Linked DNA regions of Homo sapiens: region 2 is linked to region 1. Evidence: chromatin loops called from intact Hi-C (ENCODE). Cell type or tissue: psoas muscle. All regions are shown on one strand.

Region 1 (2,500 bases):
ATATGTCAAAACTTACCAAATTGTACACTGTAAATATGTTTATGTATAAGTGCTTATTGTATGTGAATTATACCTAAATAAAGCCATGTAAAAAGGGAGGGGGGAAGAAGTAGCTTTTTATTTGATTGCATGTGATGTGTAAAGCACTTGGTTAGGCGCTTTACATGCAATATGTTATTTAATACTGATGACAACCCATGAAGTAGGTATTACAATCACCCCCTTCATACAAACTAGGAAATTGAGGCTTAGAGAGTAACTTGACCAAGGTCCAAGTCTCATATACTACATAACAGGAGTAAGACTCAAATCTTACGTAACAGTATTTATACTTTAACCTGACTTCCATATTTCCATATAAGATACAAGTAAAGACTTGACTATGTGGAAAAGTAATACAGTCAATATTGTAAAGTTGTCCATTTCCACCAAACTAACTTAAAAATTTATCAAAATCCCATTATGATTTTTCTCTTTCTTTTTCTTTCTTTCTTGTTTTTCTTTCTTTTCTTTCTTTTTTCCTTCCTTCCTTCCCTTCCTTCCCTTTCTTTTCCTTTCCTTTCTTATTTCCTTCCTTCCTTCCCTTTTTTCCTTTCCTTTCTTATTTCCTTCCTTCCTTTTCCTTTCCTTTCTTATTTCCTTCCCTCCCTTCCTTCCTTCCTTCGTGTTTTGTTTTGAGATAGAATCTTGCTTTGTCACCCAGACTAGAGTGCAATGGGGGTGATCATGGTTCACTGCAGCCTTGACCTCCTCCTGCCTCAGCTTCCCAAGAAGCTGGAACCACAGGTGTATGCCACTATGCTGGGCTAATTTTATTTTTCTAGAAATTGGGACTCCCTGTGTTGCCCAGTCTAGTCTCCAATTCCTGAGCTCAAGTGATCCTCCTACCTCAGCCTCCCAAAGTGCTAGGATTACAGGTGTGTGCCACCACACCAGGCCCCCTTTATGATTTCTATAATAAAACATTTTAAAAAATCCAAATTGATTTTGCAACTATTACTCTTTCTTCTTAGAATGCCATTTTTTGCCTGCTTTCCCCCATCTCTTTCCCCCCACCCCAGAGTAAAGAAATTACTCTTTATTCTGCTGGACTCAAAAGTCATCTCACCTAGGAAGCTTCTCCCACTGATATGGTTTGGCTCTGTGTCCCCACCCAAATCTCATCTTGAATTGTACTTCCATAATTCCTACATGTTGTGGGAAGGACCTGGTGGGATATAATTTGAATCATGGGAGATAATTTGAATCATGGGGGCGATTTCCCCCATACTGTTCTCATGGTAGTAAATAAGTCTCAAGAGATCTGATGGTTTTATCAGGGGTTTCCACACTTTTGCATCTTCCTCATTTTCTCTTGCTGCTGCCATGTAAGAAGTGCCTTTCACCTCCCGCCATGACTCTGAGGCCTCCCCAGCCATGTGGAACTGTAAGTCCAAATACAGTTCTTCTGTATTTCTTCCCAGTCTTGGGTATGTCTTTATCAGCAGCATGAAAATGGACTAATACAGTAAATTGGTACCAGTAGAGTGGGGCGTTGCTGAAAAGGTACCCAAAAATGTGGAAGCAACTTTGGAACTGGTTATCAGGCAGAGGTTGGAACAGTTTGGAGGGCTCGGAAGAAGACAGGAAAGTGTGGGAAAGTTTGGAGCCTCCTAGAGACTTGTTGAATGACTTTGACAAAAATGCTGATCGTGATATTAACAATAAGGTCCAGGCTGAGGTGGTCTCAGATAGAGATGAGGAACTTGTTGGGAACTGGAGCAAAAGTGACTCTCGTTATATTTTAGCAGAGACTGCCAGCATTTTGCCCCTGCCCTGGAGATTTGTGGAGCTTTGAACTTGAGAGAGATGATTTAGGGTATCTGGTGGAAGAAATTTCTAAACAGCAAAGTATTCAAGAGGTGTCTTGGGTGCTGTTAAAGGTATTCAGTTTTATCAGGGAAGCAGAGCATAATAGTTTGGAAAATTTGTAGCCTGACAATGTGACAGAAAAGAAAATCCCATTTTCAGAGGAGAAAGTCAAGCTGTCTGCAGAAATTTGCATAAGTAATGAGGAGCCAAATGTTAATCGCCAAGACAATGGGGAAAATGTTTCCAGGGCATGTGAGAGGTCTTCACAGCAGCTCTTCCCATCACAGGCCTGGAGGCCTTGGAGGAAAATATGGTTTCATGGGCTGGACCAAGGGTCCTCGTGCGTGTACAGCCTAGGAACTTGGTGCCCTGTGTCTCAGCTGCTCCAGCTGTGGCTGAAAGGGGCCAATGTGGAGCTTGGGCTGTGGTTTCAGAGGGTGCAAGCCCCAAGCCTTGGCAGCTTCCACGTGGTTTTGAGCCTGCAAGTGCACAGAAGTAAAGAATTGGGGTTTGGGAACCTCCACCTAGATTTCAGAGGATGTATGGAAATGCCTGGATGCCCAGGCAAAAGTTTGCTGCAGGGGTGGGGTCCTCATGGAGAACCTCTGCTAAGGCCGTACAGAAAGGAAATGTGGGGTCAGAGCCCCCA
Region 2 (2,500 bases), 650 kb after region 1:
ATCCTTCCGAGCTGGTCTATAGCAAAGTTGTTTCACTTCTCAATTGTTCCCATTTAACCCATTTGTGAGACACAGGCTGGGGGTGGGGCGCAGGGGGAGGTGGCAGAGTTAAATTTCCAAGGGAAAACTAGAAACCCTGAATCAAAACTGGGAGGAAGTTTCAAGATCACCTGGCTCAAACAGCTCATACTTCTGAGGGAAACTGAGTCAAGGAGGGGCAAGAGCTCAAGACTCCACTGGTAGAACTGAAACAAGAAATAAGATCTCCTTGGTTAATCTAAACCTCTTTCAACTATAGTCTGAAAAGTCCAGCATATCATTTCCTAAAATCCAGAATGAAGGTAATTTTCCTTCTAGAAAACGAGGGTGTAGGTACTAGCTCAGCTTAGGATTCGGTGAGGAAGGGGCACTGTGGTGAAGAGGGAAGACGTGGAATCCAGCAGATAGTTACATGAAATACACGTACCCCTCACAGTAACACTTCTATTAAAGGCTGAAGAAATAGAGCTCCCACATTTTAAGTAATGACACCATAAAATTTGTTCCCTAAACACCATCACATTCAGCCCAGATGGGGAAGCCAAGGCTCAGGGAAGGGACAGGAGCTGAGTGAAGGTCACACACAGTCTGGTGAAGGGTGGGATTAGGGGCTAGGCCTCAGAAGTCTGAGCCAGCTCTCTCCCTGGCGCTGGGTCAGACCATCAGCAATCCCCGTCCTGAGGCTGATGGCCAGCCTTCAACTTAGGACCTCGTCTCAGCTTTCCCCACTGAGAGTCAGCTGTTCTTTCAGGCCATTTTGGTGCCAGGCTGATATTGCATTCCTCTCCTTGGCCCCAGAGCCAGGGACATGCTCACTGCTTGGGCTGGTAAGGGGACCCTTCCCACTGCCTGAGCCATTCTTCGCAGAATGATTTCTGTGTAGTAACTCAGAGGACAGCTGGTTTGAGGGCTGGCAGGCGAGGCTTTGAGTCAGGCCTGGCTAGTTGGTGAGGATCACCTGCCTTCCAGGAGGGCTTGGGTTTTACTGCCGTCTTGCCACGTGCCATAGGAGGACATGCTGAACTCTCCCCATGACTTAAGGGCAGGGCTCAGGCTGCCTGGGGAAGGCAGGGAGAGAACCTGAGAGCAATCCAGGCAGCGTCCCTTTCCTGGGGGTGTCATCAGGGCATGTAGCATGGAGGCAGCAGTGCCAGCTCCTGTCCTCAGGCAAAGGGGAACAGGCAGTCTTGGCCTTGGAACTCCCAGTTCCAGACCCACTTCCAGCAGGTGCTGGCTAGTGAGGCCTGTCTAGAAAAGCAGCAGACCAACTTGGCACCAGGCGAAGTTGTGGGAGATGCTCTTCCCCACAGAAAGAGTCAAAGCGTCAGAAAGTAACACCCTGCCATGACCCAGATCCCCCAGCTTCAGGGGCCGAAGAACCCCAAAGATCTTCTCACCCACACTCCTCATGGCACAGGAGAGAAAATGGAGGCACCGAGAGAGGAAAGCGCTTGCCCAAGGTCACACAAAAACTTAGAGCAGGGCTGAAATCCAGTCCCGCTGTCTGATCCAGTTCTTAACCCACAAAATGCTTTCAAAGCGTAGAGTGATACACCTCACTCAGAAGCCCAAAGTCCCATGAGGAGAACATCTCTAGGAGCCACCAGGTGCCCCTAGCAGGATGAAAAATAAGAGCAGTTGCCTTTTTTTTTTTTTTTTTTTTTTTTTTTGAGACAGAGTCTCGTTCCATCACCCAGGCTGGAGGGCAGTGGTGCAAACTCAGTGCAACCTCCACCTCCCTGGTTCAAGTTATTCTCATGCCTCAGCCTCCCAAGTAGCTGGGATTACAGGCGTGCACCACCACACCCAGCTAATTTTTGTGTGTGTGTGTATTTTTGCAATATAAATGTGGGTTTTCACCATGTTGGCCAGGTTGGTCTCAAACTCCTGACCTTAAGTGATCTGCCTGGCTTGGCCTCCCAAAGTGCTGGGATTACAGGAATGAGCCCCTGCACCTGGCCAAGGGCAGCTGCCCTTTACAGAGCCACATTACACAAAGCACTTATGCATCACCTTTTTACTTTCAAAAATCCTATAAGGTAGTGCAATTACTATCATCAGCTTATGTGAAAATAAACCCAAAAGCCCTACTGGAGCCTCGCTAGCCATTCCTTGTTCTTGTTTTCCCTTGGCTCTGTCAAAACCAACCAAGGGGCTGGCAAAGCTGGCCATTTCTAGAAGATCCTTGGAGCAGGAGGTAAAAGGGCTATAAACAGAATTCCAGGTAACCAAAGTCTAGAGGGCCAGAATATGGACTCTGCAAAACACCATGTCCAAACACATAAGGGGAACGGTCTGTAAATGTCCAACACTCTCCCTACAAGTGGCTCACTCCGTGACCAGCACAGGGCCAGGTGGATTGATCTGAACAGGAGCCTCCCAGAGAAGCAGGCCCACGGTAACCCTGCCCCTCAATTTCTGTTCCATCTCACTGCTGACTCCTCCTCCTTCTCCTCCTCCT

What was found. A loop is a pair of places that touch in the nucleus more often than their neighbours do. Peaks named below come from ENCODE experiments on the same cell type or tissue, not always from the same donor. Only the 100,000 strongest peaks of a DNase experiment are listed, where the experiment ranks them.
Region 2: it touches region 1 in a loop (8-fold over the local background); 9 of 110 quality-filtered maps call a loop at or near these places.

What each region holds. Positions count from the first base shown.
Region 1 is chr9:99,901,702-99,904,201 of GRCh38, reverse strand. All of the region lies in intron 1 of STX17-DT (STX17 divergent transcript), which reads left to right. Among named protein-coding and RNA genes, the nearest start is that of STX17-DT, 3.6 kb to the left of the region's middle. In psoas muscle, no CTCF peak of the experiment used is centred here; no DNase peak of the experiment used is centred here.
Region 2 is chr9:99,256,635-99,259,134 of GRCh38, reverse strand. No RefSeq gene overlaps it. Among named protein-coding and RNA genes, the nearest start is that of SEC61B, 36 kb to the right of the region's middle. In psoas muscle, no CTCF peak of the experiment used is centred here; a DNase peak (open chromatin) is centred at 1,064; H3K4me3 peaks cover 702 bases; H3K27ac peaks cover 2,305 bases.